Regions from separate parts of the Homo sapiens genome. Here region 2 is linked to region 1. A link is an interaction called in ENCODE POLR2A ChIA-PET data of the cell type or tissue named here. Cell type or tissue: K562. All regions are shown on one strand. Links, peaks and the distances in the headings refer to the core of each region. The heading gives the core; the rest is flanking DNA. Region 1 has its middle 470 kb from the start of JARID2-DT. Region 2 overlaps RANBP9 (RAN binding protein 9).

What was found. Peaks named below come from ENCODE experiments on the same cell type or tissue, not always from the same donor. Only the 100,000 strongest peaks of a DNase experiment are listed, where the experiment ranks them.
Region 2: POLR2A ChIA-PET joins it to region 1 with 5 read pairs; 1 of 35 experiments calls an interaction of 5 or more read pairs at or near these places.

The regions. Positions count from the first base shown.
Region 1 is chr6:14,769,576-14,786,155 of GRCh38, reverse strand. No RefSeq gene overlaps it. Among named protein-coding and RNA genes, the nearest start is that of JARID2-DT, 470 kb to the left of the region's middle. RefSeq lists enhancers at 557-1,108, 924-1,218, 1,109-1,660, 1,661-2,212 and a silencer at 924-1,218. In K562, for the core only: a CTCF peak has its summit at 8,539; a DNase peak (open chromatin) is centred at 8,505; H3K4me3 peaks cover 215 bases.
Region 2 is chr6:13,679,912-13,696,491 of GRCh38, reverse strand. All of the region lies in intron 2 of RANBP9 (RAN binding protein 9), which reads left to right. LOC124901523 (U7 small nuclear RNA) reads right to left here and starts at 16,412; the gene lies at 16,351-16,412. In K562, for the core only: no CTCF peak of the experiment used is centred there; a DNase peak (open chromatin) is centred at 7,681.

The sequences.
Region 1 (16,580 bases), core at 6,952-10,951:
AGGCATGTGTGGTGGTGCATGCTGGTAGTTCCAGCTACTCAGGAGGTTGAAGTGGGAGGATTGTTTTGGCATGGGAGGTTGAGCTGCAGTGAGCTCTGATAGTGCCACTGCGCTCCAGCTTGGGTGACAGAGTGAACCTCTGTATATATTTAAAAAAAAAAGGCTATGAATATTTTATTTAAAATCTGCATTAAGATGAAAGAAAATTGTTATTATATGACTTGTTCAACTACCAGCTAGTTAACTAAAACTGGGATTCATTGGAATAAAATGCATAAACCCTCCCTTTAAGTCACACCATGATCAAAAATCTCCAGAGGAGAAAAAAAATCACATACCTATGTAGCTCTAAAGAGAATGGAAGCAAATCTAGAACTAGTAACACAACTTGTTTAACAGCTGTGGTGTAATTGTGACACTTCATTGAACAAAACTGTTCAATGGGCAGAAAGATTATCGCTATTTTTTGGTGGCATTCAGAATTATGCTTCTTGCAAAGCATTTCCATTTTTGTAATAATACATCATGAGACAGTCCATCCAAAAAGTATCTTGTAAGGATTAGATTGCTCTAAACAACAAATATCAGTTAATAGTGTGAGTCGTCCATAGCTTTCAGGGCCCTAGATATGATAAATAGAGAAACTTGGCATCTGAATTCTTAATGCCTAAACAATGCGCCCTCAACTCAATAACTGACATTGATGATGGCAAGGGCCCCCACTGATGACTTACTTGGCTTCCTCCATCAAATTCCTCATAAAAAAGAGGGAGGGTTGAACAACAAAACAAGGGTGGCAAGCCCAAATCTTTGTCCATTCCAGGCTCTTCACCACTGAGCAGACAAATGAGAGTGAAAGCACAGACTTCCTGCTCTTTCTCTTGCAACCCATTAAGACTTCTCTCTGGTAAACAGGCCTGTGGTTGCTTTTGTTTAGTTTTGTTTAGTTCTCCTCCCTTCCCCCATTTGTTTAAAGCATTGAAAGTCCTACAATTGCTGTGGCCATCATTCTCCCAGACTACAACCTGCACAATGGCAGGGTTACAATGGGAGAGGGAGGCTGGCGGTGATTCCTTTGTGTTTCAGAGAGTTTCAACGAATTTGTCAGGCTGCAGCAGCTATTGCCGTGTAGGTACTGGGCGCCAACCGGTAAGCAGCAGGCTCTTCCGGGTTGATCTGCAGGAACACGTTTTTGCCTTTTAATGTGTCGTGAAGCACGGGTAAGAAGCTCTCGCTGAGTCCTTGCTAGTTCTCACAGTTCTGACTTATGCCCTGAAAACTGTGCAGAGAGCTTGGAGATAGGGTGTTAAGACCGGCAAGAACATCCAGGGCTTTGTGGATGCTCCGTACCCGCCCCCACCTCCTCTGCTGCTGTCACAACCCCACACCATAATTGGCAGTACTTCTCAGGCTTGGGTGGAAAGAGAAGGCAGATAGTTGTAAAAACCAGATAAGATGCACTAATACCAAGGGCTTTAGTTAAAAAATCTTCATAGCTTTTTATTTCCCAACCACCACATTCTCCTAAGACTTGGGTTTGGTCACCTAGAATGTGTGCGATCTTACATGAATCACTAACATGCTCTGGGTTTCAATATCTTCATCAATAAAATTAGAGTAGTTCTCAAAGTGTGGTCCCTGGAACAGCATTCTCAGGGAAGTTGTTAGAAATGCAAGATTCTTAAACCCCAACAGAGACCTACTGAATGGGCCACGCTGGGTGAGGTCTAGCTATCTGTGTAGTTTTAACCAGCCCTTTAGGGAATGCTGTTGCAGGCTCAAGTTTGAGACCGCCTGAAATAGATGATCTTGTGCATTCTTTCTAGCACTGGCATTTCTTTTTTCTTTTGTTTCCTTTTTTTGTTTTTTTGAGACGGAGTCTCTCTCTGTCGCCCAGGCTGGAGTGCAGTGGCGCGATCTCGGCTCACTGCAAGCTCCGTATCCTGGGTTCACGCCATTCTCCTGCCTCGGCCTCCCGATTAGTTGGGACTGCAGGCGCCCGCCACCACGCCCGGTTAATTTTTTTTTTTTGTATTTTTGAGAGGTGACAGCGTGCCGGCAGCCCTTGCAGCCCTCCCTCGCTCTCCGCGCCTCCTCGGCCTTGGCGCCTACTCTGGCCGCGCTTGAGGAGCCCTTCAGCCCACCGCTGCACTGTGGGAGCCCCTTTGTGGGCTGGCCAAGGCAGGAGCTTGCAGGGAGGTGTGGAGGGACAGGCGCGGGCAGGAACCGACGCTGCGCCAGGTGCTTGCCGGCCGGCGCGAGTTCCGGGTGGGCGTGGACTCAGTGGCCCCGCACTCGGAACGGCAAGCCGGCCGGCCCGCAAGCCCCGGGTAGTGAGGGGCTTAGCACCTGGGCCAGCAGCTGTTGTGCTCGATTTCTCGCGGAGCCTTAGCTGCCTCCCCGTGGGGCAGGGCTCGGGACCTGCAGCCCGCCATGCCTGAGCCTCCCCCCGCACACCTCCCTGGGCTCCTGCACAGCCAGAGCCTCCCCGACGAGCGCCGCCCCCTGCTCCACGGCGCCCAGTCCCATCGACCACCCAAGGGCCGAAGAGTGCGGGCGCACGGCGCGGGACTAGCAGGCAGCTCCACCTGCGGCCCAGGTGTGGGATCCACTGGGTGAAGCCAGATGGGTTCCTGAGTCTGGCGGGGACTTGGAGAATCTTTATGTCTAGCTAAGGGATTGTGAATGCACCAATCGACACTCTGTGTCTGGCTCAAGGTTTGTAAATGCACCAATCAGCACTCTGTGTCTAGCTCAAGGTTTGTAAATGCACCAATCAGCACTCTGTGTCTAGCTCAGGGTTTGTAAATACACCAATCGACACTCTGTATCTAGCTAATCTAGTGGGGACATGGAGGGGAGGGACATGGAGAACTTTTGTGTCTAGCTCAGGGATTATAAATGCACCAATCAGCACCCTGTCAAAATGGACCAATCAGCTATCTGTAAAATGGACCAATCAGCAAGATGTGGGTGGGGCCAGGTAAGACAATAAAAGCAGGCTGCCAGCGCCAGAAGTGGCAACCTGCTCGCAGGTGTTTCCACAGTGTAGCTTTCTTCTATTGCTCTTTTTAAGAAATCTTGCTGCTGCTCGTTGTTTGGGTCCACACTGCGGTTTATGAGCTGTAACACGCACTGCAAAGGTCTGCAACTTCACTTCTTAGGCCAGTGTAGATTATGTAACCCACCGTGAGAAATGAGCAACTCCAGACGCGCCACTTTAAAAGCTGTAACACTCACCGTGAAGGTCTGCAGCTTCACTCCTGATCCCGCGAGACCACGAACCCGCCTAAAGAAAGAAACTCCGAACACATCCGAACGTCAGAAGGAACAAACTCTGGACACGCCGCCTTTAAGAACTGTAACGCTCACTGCGAGGGTCCGCGGCTTCATTCTAGAAGTCAGTGAGACTAAGAACCCACCAATTCTGGACACATTTTTAGTAGAGATGGGCTTGCACCATATTAAGCAAGATGGTCTCCATCTCCTGAATGGTCAGCCTGCCACGGCCTTCCAAAGTGTTGGGATTACGGGCATGAGCCACTGCGCTCGGCCAGCACTGGCATTTCTAATGATTTAGTTTCAGTTCATCAAGCCAGTTCGAACCCAAAGCTCTACACACGTGATAACGTTTTCCAGAGAGACTTGTCAAGTGTATCAGCTGTGAGCATCCGTGCTGATAAACAACAAGAATTAGAATCATGGGATCAAAGGAAAACTGGAAACCTGAACCAGCTCGGCTGGCTAAAAGCCTTTCCTTTCAGATTGCTATATTGCTCTCAAGTTGCATTGAAATGATTTTGCAGGACAATGGTAAGTACTTGACTTCTGTTACACTGCTCTAGGCACCATCTATCTACTTGGATGTGCACATTTGCTTGCTCTGAAAAAGAGCTCTTTTTGTTTCTTTTTCCCTTACCCAGGGAGCAGTTTTTGTTTGATAAAGTCGGCTTGAGAACACTAAGAATGTGGTATGGCTCCACCTGTTAAAGTAACCGCTATGTTGTATCGAAGGCTGGGAAGATGGGCCCGCCTGCAGCAGGTGTCAGAGCTACGACAGCGACATTCAGACCCAGGCTCCACTGCACATGCAGTTTTTCTTGCCTCTTATGCTCCATTCCCTCCCTCCTCCTTACTTGTGTAACTTCTTATCTTTTGGGCATCAGTTTCTTCTGGGATGCTCTTCCTGAACAGTCAGGTTAGGAGCCCCACGTCAGGGTCTCTGGGCGCCCTGTTCTTATCTGTGTCACTGCCGTCAACAGTGTGTGTCATAATTGCCACTTGACTCAGCCATTGCACTTCCTCAGCCTACATCCAAGAGGAAAGAGACTGTCTCTCATCCCTCATTTCACTCCCAGGATCTATCACGGTGCCTGGCACCCAAGAGGGCATCTGTGATGATTTGTTTATGGAGAATGACTCCATGTGTCCTGGCCACCCTCTGTTAGATTAATTGTTCCTCTTATTCATGCATTTGTTAAATATTGACCAATCAAATATCCATTGTTCAAAAAGTAGGCGTTGCCTAAAGATGGGACAGAGTACTGGGTCCTGTTAGGGATTTAGAGAGGAGCTCATTGCACCCTCCCCTCAAGGACCTTATGGCTAGTGGCTTCCCTGTCCCTGTTGTGTTTGTTTTTAACCCTCAGATGCAGAAGTCCAGGCCACAGCACACTCTAACCTTTGATTTCTTCAAGGCCCTCCTTTGTTTTCAGGCTTTGCTTTTATTCTCATCCCCACCTCTATTTTTGTCCTCTTTGTAGGTAACCAGTTTAACACGTTTGTTTGTAGTATTTTATTTGCCTGTATTCTTGTAAGATGTATTGTAAACGTGTTTTGCATTTACGAATATGGTACACAAACAACCTCCTTCTGCTTCTCACTTTTTCTGCCCGGCATGTTGTCGTGATGTGTGTTGCTACGTGTGGGGAGGAGGTGGTGTCTTCTCGCTGCTGTATAGTACTCCAGCCTGTGCTCCTCTGCTGTCTCATCTGCTTCTGCAGTGATGAGGCCCTGGACTGCCTCCAACTCCCCATTACACAAGTGCTGCCATGAACATCCTTATACATGTTCCCCTTGACTTATGGGAGAATCCCTAGGAATTAGCGGCATACAGGGATGCCCTGTGTCTCAGGGACAGGATTGCTGGGTCATAGCATACGTCCATCCTTATGTTGGCTGAGTGCTGCCAGATTCTTTCCAGAATGGCTGCCCCAATCTTGTAGGCTGGCAGGAGTTCCTTGTATGTATTCTAGATCGTAGTCCCTTGTCAGTTTTCACATTGCAGATATCTTCTTCCAATATGTTGTTTGTTCGCTTTGTTTATGGTGTCCCTTGCTTTAAAAAAAAATCCTTTGATTTTTTTTCTTTTTTAAAAATGCATGACAGAGATTGATTTGGAATGGCCCTAAATGATCCTTTGATTATGAGCAAAACCAGGGAGCTTTTTACCTTAACTAACATAAATTTTGCTATGTTTCGAGACATAGGCATAGATAGCATTGCACACAGGTGGACCTTAGCATGCCTGAATGAGTTAATCAGTAGAGTTTAAATGCAGAGAAATCTTTAAGTATTAATCTTAAAACTATCTAAATGTCAGTCTGTTTTGGAGATAGGGTTACAAGTGTTGTAAATAGGAAGTCATGCACATTTTTGATAAGCCCTGTAAATCATCAAAACAAAATAAAAGAAAGGAATACTCTTGAGAAAGCATTTGTCACCCTGGGGCTCAGGGGCCAGGTCTCAGAAAGGCTGAGAGAAAGAGCCATATTGGTTTTCCCTTGGGCAGGCCTCTGCTTACACTGTTTGTGAGAATTCAGAAGCAACCTCCTTGGTAGTTCCTATTGGCTCTGTGTATTTGATCTTGGCCAGCAGGTAGCCTGTTAGAGTTAGCAAAGCTTCCAAGGATTGTATTTTTTAAAAAATATAATATCTTGATATGTGTCAAGAGCATGTCTTAGTTCATTTTCTGTTGCTATCACAGAATGCTTGAGACTGTGTAATTTCTAAAGCAAAGAGGTTTATTTCTTACAGTCCTAGAGTCTGGGAAGTCCAAGATTGGGAGGTCTCATGATCCAATCATCTCTTAAAGTCCCCGCCTCTTAATACTGTTACATTGAGGATTAAGTTTCAATATGAGTTTCAGAGAAGACAAACATTCAAACCATAGCAAGGCCTTTATGATCCAGTCCCAATAACAATTTAATTCAATCCTTCCAGGCCCTCCTTCCTTCTGTTTGATGGAAAGCCACATCAAATCCTATATTGCAGTTCCCCTTAGCGTGCCACCTGTGTGCCCAGGCTGGTGTCTCTGCCTGGAAGGAACATCCACTTCATGGACTTTTCCCCATGCTCAAGGCCCAGCTTAAGCTGCATCTCATCTATGAAACTCCATACCCTTCCCCTTGTGCCATCCACATGCTACTACTGTATCAAGTACACAGCTCAATTAGTGCAGATACTGCAAGGTATTGCAGTTATTATACATCTGGCTGCCCCAGTTCCACTTAACTTTGAGCTTCTTGAGGGAGGAATAGGGTCGTGTTCACTATGCGGCACCAATAGACCCTCACACATACACAGAGACCCAGTAATTCTCTCCAACGTGAGAGAAATCTGTTTTCTTGCCCATTAAAGATTACCATCTGTTAACCTTGATCCTCAGGCTTTTAAAATACCAACTAACTAATCTGATGAGTGAATTCATGCTATTGTGTTACGGGTTTAGTGTGTAAAATCTTCTACATGATATTTACGTCTTAAAAGAAAATTTTTGAAAACAGAGGACAGGACTCATTAATATAGAAGAATGACTATAACAATGGAATTTATAAATAGCAACACATTGACTAGGAAGGGTAGGGGATGTTTGGGGGTAGGCAGTTCTTTCAATGCCGTAAAAATTACCCCACCTCTACAAAATATCGATATTTAGGGATGCATTGAGTTTGTACACAGAGTTAGTCTTTTCCTCCAAGTTTCTCAATAACAGAAGTAGATAAATATATAGCACATGAAATCTTTGAGTACCTATGAGTCAAATTTAATCATGACAACAACACACTGACACTTGTCCCTGAATAAGATGTGTTTGATGATACGTTTTGTTGCTAGAAATTTGCTGCTGGAGGAGGTAGAAATAATGTAGGAGGCATAGGAATGTTTCTCTTCAAGATGAAGATTTACTTCTTAGGATTCTCAGTGGGGATTTTCTTTCCTGGCTTTTCTTTTTCATTCCTGAACATCAGCGGAAAGGTCCTTAATCCATGAATGCGGACGTCAGCTGGACAGGTCAGCCCTAGAGACAGGATGCTCCATTGGGCACGTAGGCAGCACTCTCTCTCCATCTCCCTTTTCTATCTGTTTTTGTATTATTCTCCTTTCTTCTCTTAGCTGGATGACTTTATCTGCCCCTCAGTCTATCTGATAGAAAACACACACCTTAGTGTCTACCTCTTGCTATTCCAAAGTCCTGGGGTCTGGAATTTGAGATTCTCACTGGTCTGGCACGCGTCTGGTGCTCACTCTGGTCCCAGTCAACATGGCTCGGAGTATGGGGCCGTGTTGAACAGGCATGGCTACCGGGAGCTCCCTGTGACCAAGGCAGGAGTGGAAGGGAGCTCTGGAAAGAAGACCTGTGCACGCACTGTCACCAGCGTCCACTATGACAGCAACCTTTATATGCGAAAAGGTTTTCTGGGCACTCGCCAGATCATTTTTGAGAAATACCCATTTCTCTTTCAGCCCAATACTCCAAAGAGGAGAAAGAAATGGACACAACTTGGAACATGTTATGATAGGAGTCCCTGTTCTGTTATAGCACACTTGTCTTGGTATCACAATATACCTACATATGTGTGTACCTGTACAGAATTGCATATTGTCAGAGACTGTAGTGCAAACATATATCCTCTTGGGAATCCAGCATATGAGCTTCCCAATACACACCCTACACAAAAATCTCCCAAGGAAAGCAAATAATTTCAAGTTTTAGGAAAGAGCAGCGATTTGTTATGATAATAGCGTTCAACAAGTATAGCATTCTAGATTCAAAGGAAATGCCTTGTGGAAAAAAAAAAAGTGCTAAAATGGCTTGATTGGGGTTTTAATGAGAGTTTGTTTCTCCTCTACTCCACCCTTCATTCTCTCCCACCCCCAGTTATTTTCTCCAGCAAGCCAGTCAAGAGCCCTGTGCTGGGAACACTGAGAGAATGTTAACAATTCAACTCTACCAATTAATTGCCGCAACTTTCTCCATCCTGCTCAGCAGGGTCTCTCTTGCAGGCTGCTGAAAACCTAACAATGCACTTTACCGTTGTGAATGCGTAATGATGTGTTCATCAGGGGGCTTAAAAACCCTTGGGGCTACAATATCCACTTCTCGGCACCCATTATAGAGGCTAGAGTATGTCTTACGTGACAGTAAAATGTGAAGCAGGAATGCCGTCTTTAAAGAGAAAAGGCAACACCCAGGAGATACAGGAATCGCACAGTCATGCTGACTTAAAATACACATGTAAACACTCACTGTGCCCCTGGTGTCCTGTCCATAAATAAAATGGCTTGCTCAAGAAACCAGGTTTGAAGTGGAGGTTTGCCGTCACTCCCCAGATCTGTATGGAAGTGTCAGAAGTGGAGTCAGCTAGTTAGTTCACCCCAATAGGTACTGAGAGCTATTAAGTCTGTACCACTGTGTCGGGAGAGACCAGGAGGAATCGAGCAGGTATGAGTCTTTCTTTTTTTCTTTTTTTTTTTTTTTTTTAGACGGAATTTTGCCCTTGTTGCCCAGGCTGGAGTGCAGTGGCACGATCTCGGCTCACCGCAACCTCCGCCTCCAGGTTCAAGTGATTCCCCTGCCTCAGCCTTCTGAGTAGCTGGGATTACAGGCATGCACCGCCATGCCCGGCTAATTTTGTATTTTTAGTAGAGATGGGGTTTCTCCATGTTGGTCAGGCTGGTCTCGAACTCCCGACCTCAGGTGATCCACCTGCCTCGGCCTCCCAAAGTGCTGGGATTACAGGCGTGAGCCGCTGCGCCTGGCCCAGGTACGGGTCTTTCATATGGAGCTTCTAGTCAGTTATTGGTGACAAAGTGCAGAGGTAAAGGGTGAACAGATTTAGGGGAAGACAGAAGCCTGAGGATAATTAAGTACCAAATTAGTATCACTAATAGTGAGTGCTGCTTTTAGTCGCAGTTCAGTATAAAGGAGGAAGGAAAGAGGAGAGAATTGGATTTTCTTGTCTGTTTTTGCCTAATTGGGTATGATGGATGTGTTTGCCCAGGAACACCACACAGAGATTTAGGGAAGAAAGTGATAAATTCTGTTGTGAAAACAGGGACATAGAAAGGGCCCTGAAGGAGTTGGTTTTTAAAATCCAGCTGAATGTCACTGTAAATTTTACAGTTTGATGTTGTGTTTCTAACAGTGGTTCTCAATCAGGAATGGTTTTGAATATTGCAGGTTAGGTGGGAATCACTGATTGAAGGAAGGGGAAAGGCAGGGAGAAAAGTTCCAATAGAAGGCACAGGACACAAAATAGTTACAAATGAATGGGGGAGTAATGTCTTCTGCAAGTGAAATGTTCTCCAGGTTTAGAGTGATCTCATTTTACAGGCAAATGCCTGGGAATTTGATAAGACTGTCAACAATCCACTTCCCCTACAACTAAACCTCATTTTGATAACTCGGACTGTGCAGTGGTTTGTACTCCCACCACCAGCTCTCTAAACCCAACGAAATGTATCTACAGGACAGGTAGTCTTTTTTTAGGTTGATCTTGGACTGGCACGGAGAAAGAAAGGTTTGGATCACTGCTGTGGTTTGAATGTCCCTGTCAAAACTCTTGTTGAAATTTAGTTGTCAATGTAACATTATTGGGAGGTGAGGTCTCTAAGAGGTGATTCGCTCATGAGGGCTCTGTCTTCATCAGTGGGTTGGTGCAGGTATCATAAGACTGGGTTAGTTATTGTGGGAGTGGCTCCCGAGAAAAGGATGAGCTTGGCCTGATTTCCTCTCTCCCATCTCATATGCTTGTTCATCATGTGATGCTTTTCACAATAGAATGATCCCTACCAGATGTCAGCACCATGCTCTTGGACTTACCAGTCTTAAGAACTCTGAGAAATAAATCTATTTTCTTTGTAAATTATGCAGTTTGTGGTATATTTTTATAGCAGCAGAAAATGGACTAAGACAATCACAAGTTTCAATTGTGATCCAAGGGTCAGGAAAGGGATTCTGGTAGGATAAACTGTCCTTGCTTCTTCACACTCACCCTATCTATTCAAAGACTCTGGCATCTATACAAAACAAACCAGAAAAAAACTTAATGAGAGCTGGAGATGGCAGAAAGAGAGTCACTTATAGCTAGTGTGATGACTGTCACAGGTTGTATCAGGCCCAGGAAAGAGTAAACAGCTCCGTCATACTATCATGCCACAGCTCATGAAGGGGGATGGTCAAAGTCACAGAGACTCTAGGGATATTCTTTCTTCACATGAGATTACATTGTGGTGTTTCCAAGGGAAATTAATGCTTGACTTGGCAAGGTGTTCTTTGCAATTTCCAAATAAACCAGTTGGGAGTTAGCCAGAGTGCTCTTAGAGTAAATTAAGATATTAAATTGGAATTGGGCACCCAATGTTGTTTTCATTTACAGAACTGGAGCTCATCCCTACTCTGCTCATGCCTCAAACCTCCACTCAGTCCCACCAAAGTTGAGGCATTTGTAAGAAGCAAGTGGGAATCCAAGGTGCAGAACTCCTTTCCTGGTTAAGAGGGGTGGAATTTGCAGAGGGAAGGAGAGGGTACTCCATGCACTGAGACTTAGTAAAAAGGACTATGGAATAAAAGGGGGGAAATCGAAGTGAGAGTGAGAAATATGAATGAAGGAGTTGGTTTTTAAAATCCAGCTGAATGTCACTGTAAATTTTACAGTTTGATGTTATGTTTCTAACCTAACGGTTCTCAATCAGGAATGGTTTTATGTTGTTGTTTTGTTTTGTTTTTGTGTTTGTTTTTGAGACGGAGTCTCACTCTTGTTGCCCAGGCTGGAGTGCAATGGCGTGATCTTGCTCATTGCAACTTCTGCCTCCCAGGTTCAAGCGATTCTCCTGCCTCAGCCTCCCGAGTAGCTGGGATTACAGGCATGCACCACCATGCCTGGCTAATTTTTTGTATTTTTAGTAGAGATGGGGGTTTCTCCATGTTGGTCAGGCTGGTTTCGAACTCACGACCTCAGGTGATCCGCCTGTCTCGGCCTCCGAAAGTGCTGGGATTACAGCCGTGAGTCACCGCGCCCGGCCAGGAATGGTTTTAAACATTGAAGGTTAGGTGGGGATCACTGACTGAAGGAAGGGGAAAGGCAGGGAGAAAAGTCAACTTTTCTTCTCCTGGCAGAGCTCAGCTCAGGAAGACCTTCTTCTCTTGTTAGCGGGAAGGAATAATTAACTTAGACAAAATGAAAATTTCAGTTCCTGCTCTGCCATACTGCTCTTTTTACAATAAAATTATCCAGAATATATAATAAAAAATAACTTCCCTAATAGTAACAAAAACTATATAATATTTAGGAATTTCTTTGATCAAGATTATATCGGACTTCTCTGGAAAAATATTTTAAAACTTTTATAGGAGGCATAGAACATGATATCAATAAATATTGTGTCCTTGGATGAATAATTCAATGTTATAAAGATTGCAGCTCTTCCCAAATTAGTTTATCATCTCAATGCACTCTCAAATCAAAATTCTAGTTGGATTTTTTTTCCCCAAGAACTACAGAAATTTTGGAAGGAATAAAGATTGACAAATAGGTAAGTCAATTTTCTGTTTGTTTGTTTTGAAACGGAGTTTCGCTTTTGTTGCCCAGGCTGGAATGCAATGGCGTGATCTTGGCTCACCGCAACCTCCGCCTCCCGGGTTCAAGCGATTCTCTTGCCTAAACCTCTTGAGTAGCTGGGATTACAGGCATGCGCCACCACGCCTGGCTAATTTTTGTGTTTTTAGTAGAGACGGGGTTTCTCCATGTTGGTCAAGGCAGGTCTCGAACTCCCGACCTCAGGTGATCCGCCCGCCTCGGCCTCCCAAAGTGCTGGGATTACAGGCGTGAGCCACTGCGCCCGGTTGGTAAGTCAATTTTAAAAAGAAAACAAAAATAAAAGGGGAATTTATCGAGATATTAAAACTTGCAACAAAGCCATAGTAATACAAATCATATGCATTAACATATATATAGACCAATGGAACACGATAGGAAGCTCAAAGACAGACCCAAGCATATTAGAAACAATGATGAGACACCACACATTACTGGGAAATTGCTTGAATGACTGCCAGAAAAGCTCTGCACAGAAAAGGTAAAAATGAGATCCCCACCTTACACAGCATGCAAAAGTAGACTCTACCTCCAGATAGATCAAAAGCTTACTCTAGAGAACAGGTCTGCTGATGGTAAGAACTAAAGCTATAAAGTTAATAAAAGAAAATATTAGGAGAATGTCTTCAGCAGAAAGGTAAGAAAGGACTTCTTAAATAAAATTCCAGAAGTACAAACCAGAAGGCAAAAAAATTGATAAATTTGTTTACATCATAATTAAGAATTTTATTTCATGGAAGGATATTATAGACAAAATTCATAGAGAAATGTCAGAGTGGAAGAAGATTATTTGCAATGTTTAAATCTGACAAAGGGTTAGTAAGTAGAATATTCAAAGAAAGCCTGAAAAGTAGCTCTAATAGAAAAATGAACAAAAGGTATGAACAGGCATTTTAGAAAAAAGAGAATCCAAAAGACAATAAATATAAAGGAATGCTTATATATAGGAATAACCAGAGAAATGCAAATTAGAATTCACTTTATACCAATTTAGACAGGAAACAATTAGAAAGCGGGGTAGTGTCAATTGACGGTGGAGAAAGGGGTTTGTCTTATCTAGGGCTCCTCATGCACTGTGGGTAAGAGTCTAGTACTGACATGTAGCCATTTTCATGAGTAATCTGGTACTACTCAGGTAAATTAAATACCTGCATAAACTGTGACCCCGCTATTTCATAACTAGATGCATATCCCAAAGAGTTTTCACGCTGGTCTGTAGGGAGAAACATATAAGGATGTTCATATTAATATGTTGATATATTATTATGTTGATGGAGAGTTGCAGTACCAGGAGAGTTCCTAAGTGAAACATGGTAGATATACATCATCTATGGAAATACTCTGCAGTAACAAGAAGCAATGGGTTCAATATACAATAGCAATGTGGATTTTCTTAAAAAACATAATGCTGATTAAAAAACAGAAAAAATGTGCAACATAAATCATTTCCACAAACTAAAAATACACATACACCAAAGAGCAATAAACATTACGTAAGAAAACATACAAAAAGATGGACGTTAAATACATTAGAATAATTACTTGTGGGGGGGGCAGTTAATGAGGATTATAAATGGGAACAAAGGGGATAGATAAAACAAATAGACAAGAAAAGGGCCCCCATAAGGACCAAAGACGATATTGTGGCAAGAACTATCAAGTGTAATTATATCCACCAATGCTCTCCATGTCTAAGGTTAAAGAATGTTAAAGAATGGTGTAACTAACTGGCCAGTAAGTCATCTTCGGAGGCAAAGAGATGGGTCTGGGATAAGGGAAGCAGGTAGGCACCAGCCTCTCCACGGATTAGTGGGTGGATTTACCATGGGTTAGGACAGTAGCAGAGGATAACTCACTCCAGGCACAAAAGGCAGGCAGAGTGAATTCCCTGAGTGCTCTCCATGTTTAACTGGGGCGTGTCTTTGAGGCAGAAACAAGGGACCTTGCATAGTTTGCATAGCATGGTTTAAAAAATTAGAATGGGGAAGAGGGCAGGAAGTATGAACTCCTGAAGGTCTTGAGCGGAAGCAGAAGGTGGAGGAGACTGGACAGGGGAAGCTACTGGAGGACTCCGCGATGCGGGGTGTACACTGCATCGTGAGACCACCCACGGGGGAAGCACACCCTGGAAAGGAGGGAATGAGACTCCCAAGAGCCACAGACTCGGGAAGGGCAGGACGAGATGCTATAGGTGTAGAGCCAGCAGGGCGCAGTCTGTGCCCTTGAATTTTTTTTTTTTTTTTTTTTGAGACAGAGTTTCATTCTGTTGCCCAGGCTGGAGTGCAATGGCGCGATCTCAGCTCACCGCAACCTCCGCCTCCCGGGTTCAAGCGATTCTCCTGCCTCAGCCTCCCAAGTAGCTGGGATTACAGGCGTGTAGCTACCACGCCCGGCTAATTTTGTATTTGTAGTAGGGACGGGGTTTCTGCATGTTGATCAGGCTGATCTCAAACTCCGGACCTCAGGTGATCCGCCCGCCTCGGCCTCCCAAAGTGCTGGGATTACATGCGTGAACCACCGCGCCCGGCCGAATTCTTTGCCCTGTTTTCACCTTTCTTGTTACACAACACAACAGCAATTCTTAGTGGTTCTGACCTGAGAAATGCCATCTCTGAATGTCCTGTCTGGACACTCTTAAAGCCTGTGTGGACAGCAGGACATAGCCCATGGGGCCCCGTGTCCCTTGGGTTCTGTCTGGAAGAATGCAGCAAATGTTCCTGCCTATGTGAAATTACACCTTCTCTTTGGTCTCCTCCTGAGTACATTCAGGAAACATCTGATGATCCAATCTACTGTTTTTGTTTTTTTTTTGTTTTTTTCTTTTTTATCTTTCCCCCAGGCTCCCCATCTCTTCAGAAAGCCTGCTCCTTTCTTTCCTTGGAGGGCCGCTGGACTGGGCTACACCCACCCCCATTCCTTAGTACTTAACTCTCCTCCGGAATTCTCCTCTCTTTTCTGAACCTCCTCCTTTACACAACTCCCCCAGCTTTTTTTTTTTTTTTTTTTTTTTTTTATAAATACACTTAGGTTCCACTGCAGCATGTGGGGGAGATGAGAACTGTTGGTTTAATTACAACAGCATCCTCCATGATGCTTTCATGATGTTTAATTACAGTAACGTTCTTCATAATGCTTTTGACCTTGGCAAAGCTTGGGAAAACCAAACCTTCTCACCCTTGCATAGTTCACAGCTGAAATCTCCAGGTGGAGTGGAAATGGGGTATTTAGGGACAGGCAGAGGTGAAGTTTGTGTGGAAATTGCACCTCTGTTTGGCCCCTGTCCTGTCTGCCCTCCTGACCCTTACCACATTAACTTCAGCAAAATATAACTGCGTTGCCGAGTGCAAGAGTTTTGGGTGTCTGGGTGTACCCAGACTTTGTGTATTTTTTGTGTCTTCATGTTTCAAAAACATTTCAATAACAAAGAGGCTTGTTGTTGCTAGGAGATTTCTAAAATATATCATTGATGGAGACAAGCTCCACCAATGCCCTCTTACTTTTGCTGATGTGAGTCAGGATGACCTTTTCACCTCCTTCCGGAGGATATTTATAAAAACCAGACACAGCGCGCATGTTGGAGAGAGAATGTTGGACAAGGCCAATCACAGTTGGAAAGAAGCAGACAGAACACCTCTCCCTGGAATGATGTTGGTGCAAACCATCCTGGAGCCGTCAGATTTTTCTAGTTGGTCTTTGAAAGAGAGGATGTCCCATGCCCGGTGTGTGCAGAAACATAGGTTTGGTTTCTGTATCTTCTCCCTGACTTCCAGAAGTCAGAAGCTTAGTCCCATGATCTGTAGAAGGAAGGAAGGAAGGAAAGAAGTGAAGATCACTTGGGCCTGGCTAAGGTGGGATTATTTTTAGCAGCGGGAGGAAGGTGACCTGAGGGACAAGCTTGCTCGCCTTGAGGGGAAGGATGGAGTTAAATAGGGGTTTACCCTGTGTCTCAGTCAGTGCAGGCTGCCCTAACAAAGTACCACAGATGGGGTGGTTTAAACCACAGAAATTTATCTCTCCCAGTTTTGGAGACTGGAAGTCTGAGATCAAGGTGCCAGCATGGTGGGGTTCTGGTGGGGGCTCTCTTCCTGGTTTGTAGACAGCTGCCTTCTCACTGTGTGTTCACATGGCCTTTTGTTGGTGTGTGCTCGTGGAAAGAGGGGGAGATTTCTGCCTTCCTTTTCTTATAAGGGTACTGTCCTAGTCTGTTTTGGCTGCTGTAACAAAATACCTGAGCTTGGGTAATTTATAAACAACAGAAATGTACTGCTTATAGTTCTGCAGGCTGGGAAGTCCAAGATCAAGGTGTCAACAGATTCAGTGTCTGGTGAGGGCTACTTTCTGCTTCAAAGATGGTGTCTTATTGCGTCCTCACATGAGGGGGAAGCAGTTTCTCTACAGCCTCTTTTTTAAAGACACTAATCCCATTTGTGAAGCCTCCACCCCTCTGATCCAATCACCTCCCAAAGGCCCTACCTTCTAATACCATTACCTTGAAGGTTAAGTCTCAACATATAAATTCTGGGGGAACACCAACATTCAGACCACAGCAGACACTGATCCCATCTTGAGGGTCCCACCCTTACAGCCTCATCTAAAACGAATTACCTCTTAAAGCCCCACCTCCAAATGCCATCATGGGGGGTTAATGCTTCAACGTAGGAATTGTGGGAGGACACAAACATTCTGCCCATAGCATCCTGG
Region 2 (16,580 bases), core at 5,872-9,871, 1.1 Mb after region 1:
TTTTTCGTGAATTCTGCTAAGAAGTTAAATCCTCTCAAACTAGTAATCATAGTCAGTTGGTGATTCATAGGTATTTTACAGATGTTGGACTTAGAATTTTAGGTTTCAGCTGGGAAATGTGTATTTGTATGCTCTCAACTAGAGGAGATTTTCAAGGTTTAGGATGTGGTTTAGAAATTTCCAAATGAGAATTCCATGGTAGGGCCTGGAACCAAATTTTATATCATTGCTTTTCAGCTTGGGATTGGTGTGTGGTTTGTATGGGTATCAGAATTCACTTATGAGACTATTAAAAATATAGTAATTTTTGGGCCTTACCCCAAAAGTTCCTAAATTAGGATTTTCAGAAGTAGAGCTTTGGGCAAGATAGGCATTTTGAGAAAGCTCCACACTGAATTTTGGTGCCTATCCCTGGTTAAGCACTAATTACCTAGAATCATTGGATCTATCCTATAGTATTTCCTGATAACTTTATTGCATATCAGAGGTCTCTTAAAGCAGTCATAGGGTCTTTAGTTGAGTTACCAAGACAAAGCTTATTGAGCTGTGTGGATAAGTTGCCCTGTGAGGTCAGTCAGATGGACCTCAAATCAAACCCCTCTTAGTGGTCCTCCTGTGTTTAATTAACCAAATAAGTGTATTCAGTAGATTACTCCTTTATCGGCTGAATATTCTCGATGTCAACAGTATGAGCAACAGAAAATAAAAACTTGGAATTCAGTGACAGCTTTTTATGTAACTGCCTCAGTTTTCTTAGGGTAATCAAGCCAAAGAGAAAATCAGAGATGCCAAGGATAGAGTGGTTGAGAGAGGCCCATATTGAAATAGGCACACGATTGTCACCATTTCTCACTTTACAAGCTGTATAATCAGTAAGCTGATTCTTTTTATACTTCAAATTATATGAACTTGACCTCATATTTGGCTGCAAATACCCTGATGATTCTCAAATCTAATGCTACATCTTAGCTTATTCCCTCGAGCTCCAGACAATGTGTCTAACCAAATGTTTGCATTTGAATGTCCCACAGGCATTTAAATTTAGCTTGTTTAAAATCTTTTTCTGAAAAAAAAAAAAAAAAAAAAAAAACATTTGGTTGGTGGTTTCACTATTGCTAGAAACTTGAGAATTTCCTGCTTTTAACTTTTCTGTTCATCTCTACTGCCTCTCCCTTTGTCAGATCTCAATTATTTATCTGCTGAATTACTCTCAGATAGTTGGTTGATGGGTCTCCAGTTGCTGCCTGTTTTGCTCTTATTCTAGTCTATAACTGTTGTCAGGGTTCTTAGTAATAAAAAACTGAGTTGCCTCTACCCGTTTTTTGAGATATCTGTTGCTTCAAGGATAAAATGTAGAGCTTCTTAACAGGACCCCTCAGATCTGACTAGCTCTTGGGTCATTTTTCAGTCTCTTTGTAGCCAGGATACCTTACCCTTTTTCTTTTGTTTTTAAAATTAGGTATATTTTACACATAGTAAACTTTATTCTTTTTAGTGTACTGTTCTGTGAGTTTTGACAAACATGTATAGTCATATAACCAGCATCGCAGTTGATATGGGAGACTCCCCTTATCTGTGGGGGATACATTGCAAGACCCTTTGTGGATGCTTGAAACTGCAGATAGTACTGAACTCTATATATACTATGTTTTTTTTCAGTCTGATAATTGAGAGGGCTACTCAGTGACTAAAGGGCATGTGGTAAATACAGCGTTGATATGCTAGACAAAGGAATGATTCCCAGGTGGGGACAGGGCGGGACTGAATCCAATGGCATGAGATTTTATCATGTTATTCAGAATGGCATGCAGTTTAAAACTTACAAATTGCTTATTTCTGGAATTTTCCAATTAATATTTTTGGACCTCAGTTGACTGTGGGTAACTGAAACACTGAGGAAAGCAAAACCACAGATAAATGCGGACTGCTTTATATAGAACAGCTCTATCATCCCCCAAAATTCTGCCATACTCTTTTGTAGACAACCCTTCCCCATATCTAGCTCCTGGTAACTGTTGACTGGTTTTCTGTCTCTATAGTTTGTCCATTTCAAGAATGGCATATAAATGGAATCATATAGTTTGTAGCCTTTTAAGTCTGGTATCTTTCACTTAGCATAACACATTCGAGATTCCTCCCTGTTGTATATATTCATAGAACAGTCCTTTTAAATCTAATTTTGTAGATAAGTGAACCAAAGTTTGCTTACCCACTCCCCAGTTGAAGAACTTCTCAGTTTCCAGTTTTTTGGCTGGAACTGTAAACATGTATATACAGGTTTTTGTGTAAACATAAGTTTTCTTTTCACGAGTAAGTATCTAGGAGTGGGATTGCTGGATTGTAGTTAAGTGTATTTTTAACTTTGTAAGAAACTGCCAAATTGTTTCACAAAGTGGCTATACTAGTTTGCATTTTGTTCTTTTTGTTTGTTTGTTTTTGTTTTTTTCCTGAGCCAGAGTCTCGCTCTGTCACCCAGGCTGGAGTACAGTGGTGCAGTCTTGGCTCACTGCAACCTCTGCCTCCCGGGTTCAAGCAATTCTCCTGCCTCAGCCTCCCAAGTAGCTGGGATTACAGGCGCCCACCACCACACCTGGCTAATTTTTGTATTTTTAGTAGAGACAGGGTTTCACAATGTTGGCCAGGCTGGTCTCGAGCGCCTGACCTCAAATGATCCGCCTGCCTCAGCCTCCCAAAGTGCTGGGATTGCAGGCATGTGCCACAACACCCGGCCTCTAGCTTTTACATATATACGTTTTTCATATATACATTTTTTTCTCCTGAGCCAGACAGTAAGTTCCTTACAGACATAGTTCTTGTGTTTCATGTGCTTGTTGAGTGACAGAAACCAGCCATGCTGTGGAGGGATATGATATCTGCTGCCACCCCCGGCTAATCTTTTGTATTTTTAGTAGAGTCGGGGTTTCACCATGTTGCCCAGGCTGGTGTTGAACTCCTGAGCTCAGGTGATCTGTCCGCCTCGGCCTCCAAAAGTTCTGGGATTGCAGGTGTGAGCCACTGTGCCTGGCCCACTGGTTTGCATTTCTACCAGCAGTGTATGAGAGTTCCTGTTGATCTTAGCACTAGGTATTGTCATTTTTTTTTAAATTTTTAGCCATTATAATAGGTTTCTAGTGATTTCTTGCTGTGGTTTTAATTTATATTTCCCTAATGACTAATTATGTTGAAGAATCCCTAATTCTCACCTGCTCTTCACCTATAAGGTACCATTTGGAGTTCTCTGACTACGCATGCTGGCTTATATTTCTAGTTCCTTATGCATGCCCTTCCTTCACCTTCTCTTATCCCTTTCTCTATTTGCCTAGCTAATTAATTGGTCTTCAAGTCCTAGTTTAGGAGTACCTTTCTTATGGCATTTTCTCCTTAAAGTAGGAATATGCCTTTTCTATGCCTCCTTTACATTTTGGCCAGACTGTAATTATGATATTTGTATTGTTTCAATTGTCTGCTTACTGCCAACATGACCCTACAGATTTAAGAGTAAGGGACTATTTTAATTTCTATAACTCCAGTACTTAACTTATAGCTGGCTTTTAAAGGTATGAATAAATGAATGGATTAGAAGAAGTACTATTTCTTGTATGTTCTTGGAGAAAACTATTTTTTTGTTTGTTTTGTTTTGAGACAGAGTCTTGCTCTGTTGCCCAGGCTGGAGTGCAGTGGCACGATCTTGGCTCACTGTAACTTCCACCTCCTGGGTTCAAGCAATTCTGCCTGTCTCAGCCTTCCAAGTAGCTGGGATTACAGACATGTACCACCACACCTGGCTAATTTTTGTATTTTTGGTAGAGATGGGGTTTCACCCTGTTGCCCAGGCTGGTGTCAAACTCCTGACCTCAGGTGATCCGCCTGCCTCTGCCACCCAAAGTGCTGGGATTACAGGTGTGAGCCACTGTGCCCTGCCTTTTTGTTTTTTGTGTTTTTTTTTTTTTTTTTTTTTTTTTTTGAGACGGAGTTTCGCTCTTGTTGCCCAGGCTGGAGTGCGATGGTGTGATTTCAGCTCACTGTAACCTCTGCCTCCCAGGTTCAAGTGATTCTCCTGCCTCAGCCTTCCGAGTAGCTGGATTACAGGCATGCGCCACCACGGCCAGCTTATTTTGTGCTTTTAGTGTGTTTTGCCATGTTGGCCAAGCTGGTTTCGAACCCCTGACCTCAGGTGATCCACCCGCCTCGGCCTCCCAAAGTGCTGGGATTATAGGTGTGAGCCACCGCGCCTGGCCAAACTATTGTACTTCTTTGGTCACATTCATTTATCTCTCTGGTAAACGTGTCGAACAAAGTTCTAGGCCCAGCCCATTGTTTTTGGAAGCAAAGAACAATTCATTTATGAAAAAAAAGCAACTCATATTGCTAATTTTGGCCAACTAATGTTTTTCTGGAGAAAAGATTATTTCCTAAAAATCTCAACATCTTTGTAAAGTATGGACCAGAAAGAGTAGCTGTTAGGAACCTTTTGTTTGCAGTGATGTGTGCCCATCTGAGAGTTTATTCTGCTTAATTTAAAACTGAATTTTCGCTGGGCACAGTGGCTCTAGCCTTTAGCACTTTGAGAGGCTGATGCCGGTGGATCATGAGGTCAGGAGTTCAAGACCAGCCTTGGCCAACATAGTGAAACCCCGTCTCTACTAAAAATACAAAAAATTAGCCAGGCGTGGTGGCAGGCACCTGTAATCCCAGCTACTTGGGGGGCTGGGGCAGGAGAATCGCTTGAACACAGGAGGCAGAGGTTGCAGTGAGCCGACATCACGCCACTGCACTCCGTCCCAGGTGACTGTGCGAGACTCAGTCTCAAAAACAAACAAACATACAAACAAACAAAAAAAAAACACTGAGTTTTCTTTTAAACAGTGTTTATCCCAGATCTCAGTTTTTAAAATAAATTGTCCTTGGCAACAAATTTTCTCATGAAATGGCAAGAGTTGGATGTGAATTGCCTCTTTCAATAGGGTAGAAAGAACTGGTGTTAATGTATTATGTGCTTGTAAAGACTTTTAATTCCTATGGTGTACGTTATTTCTAGGTTTACCCTGGAAAATTAGGAATATGACTGTCATGATTGTTACTTGTATTTCTTTATTGCCTAGAAAATGAGACCTGAAGAAAGTTCCTTTTATTGAGTGAAAGAATATATTTCATTTTCTGCCATGAGTTTTCATTTAAACTGAACCTAAGTTTTGTATATGTGCAGCTAAATAAATTTATTAGGACTAAATAGTCTTTAAATATTATTAATTTAAAAATAAAATCTAATGCATTTCACAAGAAAAATTAAATCACTTTATCTACATGACTTTTTTTTTTTTTTTTTTTGAGACGGAGTCTCTGTCACCCAGGTTGGAGTTCAGTGGCACAATCTTGGCTCACTGCAACCTCTGTCTCCTGGGTTCAAGGAATTCTCTTGTCTTAGTCTGTCCTAGTAGCTGGGATTACAGGTATGCCCCACCGCACCCAGCTAATTTTTGTATTTTCAGGAGAGATGGGGTTTCACCATGTTGGCCAGGCCGGTCTTGAACTCCTGACCTCAAAATGATCCACCCACCTCGGCCTCCCAAAGTGTTGGGATTACAGACGTGAGCCACCATGCCTGGCCCTGCATAACTTCTTTAGGGCATATATTTAACGGGTGTGTGTTTACTTTCCCTTCTTTTTAGTGATCATTGACCGTTGAGATGAATTTCTTTAAGGAGTCTGTATCTTAGGTACTTTCAGTTCAGGGATTTCATTCAAATTTTAAATTATGCATATTAATAGAGGCAGTGGACATACTGTTAATTCTAAATGTGAGAGAGAACAAAATTTTTATTTGAAAGTTTTTAGAATTATAATTTATTATGAATGGTATTTTTAGCTCTTCAAACAAAATATTGATGCCACTCTTTGACAGTGTTTCAGTAAGAACTGGCAAGTAATTCAGTCTCTCTGTTCTGTTCCTAAATTCTTCTGCTGATAATAAAGTGCACTCTTTCAGAATGTTCCTTTTATGCTTGCTGACTTTCTAGTTTATTTCTTGGCGGGGGAGGAGAACAAAGGTCTTTCTTCCTGTCTAGCTTTGAAAACTAGAAGGATCTTTCCTTCTAGGTTTGATTCGTTGTAAGCAGCAAATGGAAGCACAGGGTAAATGTGAACAAAGAGTAAACAATACATTTATTATAAGTAAGCAATATATTTATTTAACAAATATATGTTGAACACCTATGATATAGCACATCGTCAGCAGCTGAGTGGGGATAAGAAATTATTTTATTGATTTGTCTTATTCATAGTTCTTACTAGAGGACCTGACATTTAGTAGAAACTCAATTAATACAGTGAGTGAACTGAATGTGGTCCCTGCCCTTGAGGAAGATCAAATTTAGTGTAGTCATATGTCACTTAACTACGGAACATGTTCTAAGACATGAGTCATTGGGCGATGTTTTTTTATGAACATCGTAAAGGGTACTTATGTAAACCTAGATGGTATAGCCTACTACATACCTGGGCTGTACCTACTACATACCTGGTCTGTCCAACAGAGGACTACATACATAGTCCTTTGTTGACCAAACTGTTGGTATATGGTGTTTGGAAGATATGGTGGGACAAGGCAGGAAGCAGAAATATGCAACTCTTAAGACATAATATACTAAGTACTTAGAAATGAGACCATGTATGGGAAAACTGAGGAGAGAGTAATTAATTTTGGCTCAAGGAAATATTTATACAGGAAGTAGTAGTTGGTAGACCTTACAAAATGAGTAAGAATTTGAGAGGCCTTTTTGGGGAAGAACATTCCAGACTATGGTAAATGGCCAGAATAGTCTCACAGGAAGAGTGCAACTTTGTGGTCTTTGGCAGAGATACATGGTTCAGTATTGTTGGGGACTTGGATTATAAGGAAGAGTTATAAAAGTAAGAACAGGCTGAGTGTGGTGGCTCATGCCTGTAATCCCAACACTTAGAGAGCCCGAAGCGGGTGGATCACCTGAGATAAAGAGTTCGAGACTAGCCTGACCAACATATAGTGAAACCCCATCTCTACTAAAAAGTACAAAAATTAGCTGGGTGTGGTGGCACATGCCTGTAGTCACATCTACTTGGGGAGCCAAGGCAGAAGAATCGCTTGAACCCAGGATACAAAGGTTGCAGTGAGCCGAGATCACACCACTGCACTCCAGCCTAGCGACAGAGTGAGACTTCATCTCTCAAAAAAAAAAAAAAGGAAAAAAAGTGAGAATGGAATCAGATGTTATAGAGCCTTGATGATAGTTCTAGGGTGAAATATACTCTATAGGTAGAAGGGAGCTTTCAGTTTTTTGTTTTGTTTTGTTTTTGTTTGCAGCAGAGTCTTGCTCTGTCACCCAGGCTGTAGTACAGTGGCACAATCAAGGCTCTCTGTAGCCTTGACCTCCCTTACTTAAGTGATCCTCCTGCTTCAGCTTAGCCTCCCAGGTAGCTGGGACTATGGGTGTGCGTCACCATGCCCAGCATTTTTTTTTTTTTTTTTTTTTTGTGGAGATGGGTCTCGGTATGTTGCACAGGCTGGTCTTGAACTCCTGGCCTCAAGCTATCCTCCTGCCTCCCTAAGTGTTGGGATTACAGGCATGAGTCACTGCACCCAGACTGCCTTCAATCTTTTTGAGTAGGGAAGATATATGATACCTGCTTTAGAAAGATAATACAAAGTGGGGAGAGGATGAAGTGTGTGATGGCGGTCTGCAAGACTGCTACAGAGTTTACGGGCTAGGGCTAGGAGTTAGGTTGTGAGGCGGTTGCCTGAGGATAGAGTGTGATAGAGATTTAAAAAAAAAAATAACAGGAGGAAAATAACAGACGAGGAGATTTAGTTTGTCGAGTACCTGTTATGTGCCAGATACTGTGCTAAGAACCTAGGATTGACAGAGATGGAGACAGGGCTGTAAACATGGCTGAGAAAGGGTACCTACTTTCCAGAAGTTTGCAGGTAAGAAGGGAAATGAACATGTAAGTAACTAATAAAATCCAGTATGAGATACACAGTAGTAGACATATAAACAAATTAGAGAAGTATGTTGGAGGAGGTAACCAACACTGTTGGAAGACAGGGTGGTGATCAGGGAAGTCTATCTAGGAAGCTTACATAAAATTACAGAAGAGGAATACAGTTAAACATAAGCTTCTCTGTCCTTCAGTTGCTCAGGTATCCTTCACAAGATAGGATATGAACAGAGATGTTAAAGATTAGTAGCTGTTTTAGAAGCTGACTAGTTACTTTTGTTGAGAAATATAGTGGAGATGTAAATCTTGGCTCTGCTACTTAACTGGTTCTGTGGTTTTGTATTTTTTGACAGACTCTCTCAGTCTGTGAAAAGGAAATAATAGTGCCAACCTCATAAGACTAAATTACATAACTCACTTAAAGCACTTATTAGAGTACCTGGTGTGAAGCAAACTCAAGGTAGCTTGATGCTGCTCTGAAAAAAGATGCCTGGTGCACAGCAAACTCGTGTCTTCTTGCTGCTGCTGTTGCTGCTGGCTGCTGCCACTGCTGCTGCTGGAGGAAGCTCAGCATAAAGTTTTGTGGGAGGAATGTGTCTGGAGATGATCATGAAGGGACTTCTAATGCTAATGGGTGTTACCTTTTATCTTTCAGGTGCTAGTTTTAAGCAAGGGAATTATATGGTTGGATTTGCTTTTTAGGTGGGTTATCTGAGGGTAATATGGAAAATAGATCTGAGACTGACTTCTAGAGATCAGTTGGGTTATTGTAATAATAAATTGAGGGTTTAATCTGTGTGGTGGGGTTGTAGAGGAAAGTAGACAGATTTGTTAACTAATTAGGACTTAATTTTTTACATGAAATCTGTCTTTATTTCCTTGATTAGGAAGTAGGAGTAGTAAGCACGTAAAGGTAGTTGTTGAGAGAATGTTAAGAATGACTCCCTAGCTTTTGTCTTAGAAGATTAAATGGATAGTGATGTGACTAAATACATCAGAAAATACCAGAAGAGGATTTTTTTTTTTTTAAGAGATAGGGCCTCACTTTGTTGCCCAGGCTGGAGTGCAGTTGTGTGATCATAGCTCACTGCAGCCTCAAATTCCTGGGCTCAAGGGATCCTCCTGCCTCAGCCTCCCAAAGTACTGGGATTACAGTTGTGAGCCATCACACCTGGCCAGGAAGTGGATCTTTAAAGAAGATGATGATGAGAACAGTGTTTGAGCTGCTAGGGGAATCCCAGAAAATTAATAGCAAAGGCTTTGACTAAAAATAAATGGGATTTAGGAGAGTAGGGCTGAAGGTAGATTTTGGAGTGGTCAGAAGGTTAAGTTGTTAAAGCCATGGGAATTGATAGGATCACCCAAGTATGTAATGTAACAAAAACAAAGAGGGCCTAGGGTGGACACCTGAAACACCATATTTAAAGGACATATAGAAGGAGGGAATTCGTCTGAGATTCTTTTCATGTACTTATGAATTTTTTAAAACAATTTCTTCTTGTTACATAATCATCTAAGATTCTATAAAAGAATGGTCAGAGAATTAGAAGGCAGATCCTAGGTGTTTTCAGAAGCCAAGGAAGTCAGTTCAAAGGAGGACTGCTAAGTCTCCACTGGTTTGTCATTTGGGGGGTTAATTAGTCCTTGTGATAGCAGTTTCCTTAAAATTGGGGTGATAGCAGGTGCAGTGTGTCAAAGAGAGGTAAGGAATGGAGATAATGTGCCAGTGGACTTAGTAGCTGTGTTGCTGTTGTGAGAAACAATAATTCACAACCCATTTAGAAAAGTAATACACTGCCAATTTGATAATTCAAGGCCAGGCGTGGTGGCTCATGCCTGTAATCCCAGCACTTTTGGCAGCTGAGGTGGGAGGATTGCCTGAGCCCAGTAGTTCGAGACCAGCTTGGGCAACAAAGCGAGACCCTGTTTATTAGGCTGGGCATGGTGGCTCATGCCTGTAATCCCGGCACTTTGGGAGGCTGAGGTGGGTGGATCACCTGAGGTCAGGAGTTCGAGACCAGCCTGGCCAACATGGTAAAACCCTGTCTCTACCCAAAATACAAAAAAATAGCTGGGCGTGGTGGCGCATTCCTGTACCCAGTTACTTGGGAGGCTGAGGCAGGAGAATCCCTTGAACCTGGGAGGCAGAGGCTGTAGTGAGCCAAGATCGCGCCGCTGCACTCCAGCTTGGGCAACAGAGCCAGACTCCATCTCAAAAAATAAATAAATAAATAAAAATAATAAAATTAGCCGGGTGTAGTGGCATGCACCTGTGGTCCCAGCTATATGAGAGGCTGAGCCAGGAAGATCGCTTGAGCCCAGGAGGTCAAGGCTGCAGTGAACTGTGTTTCTGTCACTACACTCCAGCCTAGGCTACAGAGTGAGACTCTATTTCGGGGGGCGGGGGGGGGGGGGGGAAGAAATTTTGGAAATTCAGGAAAGAAAAAAAAGTACAGAAAAAATGTAAGGGAGAAAACTAAACCATGATTTTTGTATAATTAATTGCTATCAATACTTCTGCTCGTTTCTTTCGGATTTTATATATACACTTATATTTTAAGCTTAGTTATACTCTTTTTTTTTTTTTTGAGACAGAGTCTCGCTCTGTTGCCAGGCTGGAGTGCAGTGGTGCAATTTCGGCTTACTGCAATCTCTGCTTCCCAGGTTCAAGCAATTCTCCCACCTCAGCCTCCCTCCCATTAGCTGGGACTACAGGCGCACACCACCACGCCCAGCTACTTTTTGTATTTTCAGTAGAGACAGGGTTTCACCATGTTGGCCAGGATGGTCTCGATCTCTTGACCTCGTGATCCTCCCACCTAGGCCTCCCAAAGTGTTGGGATTACAGGTGTGAGCCACCGCGCCCGGCCTGGTATCCTCTTTATACAGGTTTTTACATCCTGTGTTTATCATTGATTTATTTAGTATTTTTGGGGAGACAGGGTATTTCTCTGTTGCCCAGGCTGTAGTGCAGTGGCGCATTCATAGCTCACTGTAACCATAGCTCACTGTAAACTGTTGGGTTCAAGTGATCCTCCTGCCTCAGCCACTCGAGTAGCTAGGACTACAGAGATGTATCCTATGCCTGGCTTATTTTTGAATTTTTTTGTAGAGGATTATTATTGATTTATTTCTATGTAGCAGTTATAGTATGTTTCTTACATAATTATAAGCATTCTTCTATGAGATTAAAAGCTCTGAATATCTTTTTATTTTTGGCTGTGGCATAGTCTAAGTTTATTAAGGCACATCCATAGCTGTTCTCCTGTTGCCAGTTATTTAGATTGTTTTAATTCTTTCACTATTCTAAATACTCTTTTTTGCATGAAATTTGTCTTTATTTCCGTAGGAAAGATTTCTTGAAGTGGAATTATGGATCACAAGAAGGGGTATGCACATTTTTAAGGCTTATGATGCACATGGCCAAATTACTCTCCGGAAAAATTATTGCAATTTATGTTTGGGTGGGAGAGACCTTGTTGTATGTATATGCTGAGGAGAAGGAATCACTAGTGAGTCCAGGAGAAGGCTGAGGAGGCGAATGAGGCAAGTTTCTTTGCCCAGTAGGTGGGATATGGGGTTTTAAGTATAAATTAGGAAGGTGGGATGCTGTGCGGAATTTATTTATTGGCACTTATCACTACTTCTGGAAGCCTGTCTTGACAGCCTTTTCACCTCCAAACAAGATGAGGCTCCTCTGTTAACACCCTTTCACAGCATCTTGTACTTCCCCTTCATAGCATTTAATCACCTTCATAATTATTTATTTAAGATCTGTCCTACCCGTTAGAGTATCCCTTTAGGGAGGGCACAGACTTTTGTCTTTGCCACAGCTTTATCTGTGTCATCCTACACATAGATATTTAGTAAATGTTCATTGATCAGAGAAGTGAAGGTATTGAGGAACTGTGAGATTTAAAACCACAAATTTGTGACAGCGGTTTACATACTTACAATTTTTTACTATATACCCAGCTGGTTAGAGAGGAAAGTTGAATTGTATGATTGATGCAAAATGGGAAACTATAGGTTAGGTAAGTTGGAAGAACAATTGTAGTAATTGAGGTTACGGGTGAGGGAATATCTAAATGGACCATTTTAGTTCAGGCTGGGTAGGGAAAAAATGAAATCAGCACGGAGCTGATATACTCAGACAAAATGAGAGATTTATATATTGCTGTTTTTAGTGAGTTTTAAGGAGATGCAGAGGGATTTCTGAGGTGGATTTGCTGCATTTGGCTAAGTGTAGGGCATAACAATGAAAGACAAGAGAAGAAAATCTTTATCAGAGAGGCTTTTTTGGTCTGTTTTGTTTACTGCTATATCCATGTTGTGTAGAACAATGCCAGACACAAAATAGGTGCTGCATAAATATGTTAACTAAGTAGAGGTGGGTAGGGATAATAACATCTTTTCTTTTGTAATCCCCTAGCACTTGCTGTGCATAGTACAGAGTATAGATAGTCAATATTTATGGAATGAACAGAATGTGAGTCTTGGATTTTGGATATGTTCTAAAAACCATTAAGAATGGTAGGAGCCACATTTTTGGTGGAGAGAAAAATTGGTTATTTAAGAAGGTATGAAATATGGGAAAAGTGACCTAAAGATATATAACCATCATGTTTCTCAAATTATTCTTGAAGTGGTTATCTTTAGTGCAGTTTAAATCCCAAATCACCCTTACCTCTTACTCTGTCAGTTATTTTATACTTAACAAGTATAGGTGTTTTTTTTTTCCCAAGAAATTTTTTTTTCCAATTACAAGGTAATGCATTCTTAATGCAAAAGGGAAAATCAAATAAACAAATCCTGTGAAATAGAAAAAAAATAACATATTTTTAAAAGCATATACAATCCTACCACCTGGATTAATGGCAGTTGACATTTTGGAGTATATTCTCTCCAGCTTTTTTTCTCTATTAAAACTGCTTTCAACATTAGTCTAAGAAAGAAAAATAGGTTTAAGATGTATTTGAGTCACATGAGAGATTAAAAAAAATTATTCTCATGGGTACCAGTTCTTATACTTTCACTTTAATATAAATTTAATTGAAAATTCAGGAAGAAAATTTCATTTTAATGTCTTAAAGACACCCATGTCATATAACTTTAAGATTGTATATAGTTTTGTCCTGATGAATATATTACTTGAAATCATATTTCAGTTTTTCAGAACCAGGAAAACAGTTTATAACCATTCTATTTATGTTTATCTCAGATATATTGAATTCTTGCTCTTTGCCTATTGCTGGAATCACTTAGGTTGATTAACATTCCAAGATAAGGAGAAATGATCTGTTGGTCCTAGACCTTTTTGGCTTTGTGGATGATTTAGTAGTATGGATAGTTTTTTGGAGGAGTGGTTGAAATGTTTTAAAATGGTTGATGAGAAGTAATTGTTGTCAGATGGAAAAACAGACTGGTTAAGAGTTGAGATTCATCCCAGTGATTCTTTGTGATTTGTATAGTACAGAATCTAAGGAGTTTTCCTCCCCAACATTTACAAACATACAGAAGACAGAGTTAATACAGTGAATACCCTTGTACACACCACCTAGATTTTAGAATTAAGATTTTGCTATATTTACTTTATTATAGATCTGTACATCCACACCCCATCTTTTTAAAATGCATTTCAAAGTGAGTTCATGAGTTGCAGAGTTTCCAAATCAGTTTTAAAGTCTCTCATTTTATACTTCTTTTTTCTTATTCTGAGAATCTTTGATTCTAGTGATATTTACATATTTATTTGCTTTAGCCTAGAATATCTTGATACATTGCCAAATTAAAATATCAGTAATTTGGGAGGCAGAGGTAGGTGGGTCACCTGAGGTCAGGAGTTTTGAGACCAGCCTGGCCAACATGGCGAAACCCTGTCTCTACTAGTAACAAAAATTAGCTGGGCCTGGTGGTGGGCGCCTGTAATCCCAGTGACTCGGGAGGCTGAGGCTGGAGAATCGCTTGAACCCAGGAGGCGGAGGTTGCATGGAGCCAAGATCGTGCCATTGCACTGCAGGCTGGGCAACAAGAGCAAAACTCCATCAATTAAAAAAAAAAATTATGTATTAAGAACATTGAATACTGTATGTTTTTTTGCAGTCTTTTTTTTTTTTTTTTTTAATTTTGCTTCAGTCTTTAGAATATATCCCATTAGGGATGGATATTCAAAATACTGTGTTTTAAAGTCACTTGAAGTAATTCTTTTTTCTGTATTTCTGCCACCAACTTGATATATACTAGTTTCACTTACTTAAAATTATCTTCCATTCTTAGGGACTGATTTTTAAATTTTTGTTTTAATTATATAAAACATTTACATTGTTTCAAAGTAAGACTGTTGAAGAAGGCACTTGGCCCAGGTGCGGTGGCTCACGCCTGTAATCCCAGCACTTTAAGAGGCCGAGGTGGGAGGAACACCTGAGGTCAGGAGTTCGAGACCAGCCTGGCCAATGTGGCGAAACCCCATCTCTACTAAAAATACAAAAATTAACCAGGTGTGGTGGCACGTGCCTGTAATCCCAGCTACTACTCAGGAGGCTGAGGCAGGAGAATCGCTTGAGCCTGGGAGGTGGAGGTTGCAGTGAGCCAAGATTGCTTCACTGCACTCTGGCCTGGGTGACAGCACGACTCTCTCTCAAAAAAAAAAGGAAAGAAGGCACTTCACAGAAGGTTCACGTCATCCTTTTTTTCTTCCCCCTTCAGGTAACCATTTTCATTAGTTCTTGATTTATTCTTTTGTTATTTCCTTTTGAAAATGGAAGCAAATATGCCATCGAAAACTTTGAAGAGGTATCACAAATAGCTGATGACACTAGTTGGCTGTAAGTAGAGGAAGTGGTTAAATGGGGATGGGAGTGAAAGGAAACTTGAAACATTTTTGTTGCTTTTGAATTTTTTTATTTTATCTATTTTGTTTGCTCTTTTTTTTTTGAGAGGTTTAGTATATTTTTACATTGAGAGAGGTACATTTATACTAATACCTATAGTCCCCTCCTTTTAAGGTACTCTTGTATTGTGAGCAATAATGAAATTAGCTAGTAACCTCTTCAGCACCTTTTCTTCCCTTTCCCCAGTGTCTGTGGGTTTTTTGCACTTAAAATGTATTATTGATTAATGTGCAGTAAAATACATTTTTTTCAGTGTATAGTTGTGAGTTTTGACAAATAGAATTACATAACAACCACAACTAAAATTACATAACAACCACGCCAAACTCTCTCTTGTTGCCCCTTTATCTCAAACCCTCCTCCCACCCCCAACTCCTCACAACCACTGATCTGTCTTCTGTCCCTATAGTTTTGCCTTTTGAAGCCAGAATGTTATATAAATGTAACCTTTTGAAAATGGCTATTTTGTAATCACTTAGCATGATGCATGTGATACTCATCCAGGTAGTTGAGTGTATCAGTAGGTCATTGCTTTTTCTGTAAATTCTCTTTTTTGTTAATTGTTTTATATCTATATTTTATGAGCATATAACATTTGCATACACTATACTGTTATCTTTATTCTGATCACTTAGTGTTAATTTTAAATTATATTCAATACTCATCATCAGACCTTATCCCAAAGATACTTCGAGGATTTTTTGGTTATCTGAAGCTCACATTCTACAAGTGAGCTCATGGGAACAATATTCTTTTAAGTCCTTTTGGTTCAAACTATTTGCTTGTGACCATTATACTCATTATATTTGAAGCTTTGATTGTATGTAAAATCCCTGGCTCATGTTTTCTTTCTTTCTTTTTTTTTTTTTTCCGAGACAGACTCTCACTTAGTTGCCCAGGTTGGAGGGCTGTGGCACAATCATGGCTCACTGCAGCCTCAACCTCCTGGGGCCAAGCGATCCTCCCGCCTCAGCCTCCTGAGTAGCTGGGAGTACAGGTGCGCACCACTATGCTCAGCTAACTTTATTTTTTATTTTTATTTTTATTTTTGTTGGGACAGGGTCCCATTGTGTTGCTCAGGCTTGTCTTGAACTCCTGGGCTCAAGTGATGATCTTCCCACCTCAGCTTCCCAAAGTGCTGGGATTACACGCATGAACCACTGTACCCAGCCATGTTTTTTTATGAGCTCCATGGACATTTTCAAAGTCTTCAGACATTTTTTTCTTACAAGAAATTTGGTCATTTGCCTGTTACCTGAAAGATTTTTCTTTTTCTTTAAAGAACCATTACTTGACTATGTCTTGGTGTTGATCTTGGTATGGTCTTAAGAGTAGGTTCAAGTGTTTTATTTCAGAAAAGTTTTTTCGTATGATGGTTTTCAGTATTTGTTCTGTTCCATTACATGGGTTTGTTTTTTAGGGACTCTAATTATGAATGTATGTTGGGTCTTCTTTGACTAACTTCTTCTATTATTTTGTTTTTTTGAAGAGTTTTTTGGTAAAAACTGGAAAACCTGCCAGAGAAATTCTAAAGGATCTGTAACACTTGACTAACTTCGTTATTTTAAAAATTTCCTCCATTCTCTTTCCTCTTTTCTTGTGGGGTCTTTTACTTTGTGTTCCAATTAGCTTGTCTTTATTTCTGAAATAATTTTCCTTTTTTTCCTTGTAATTCTTAAGTAAATAAGAACACTATTTTTTGACCGATTTATATTA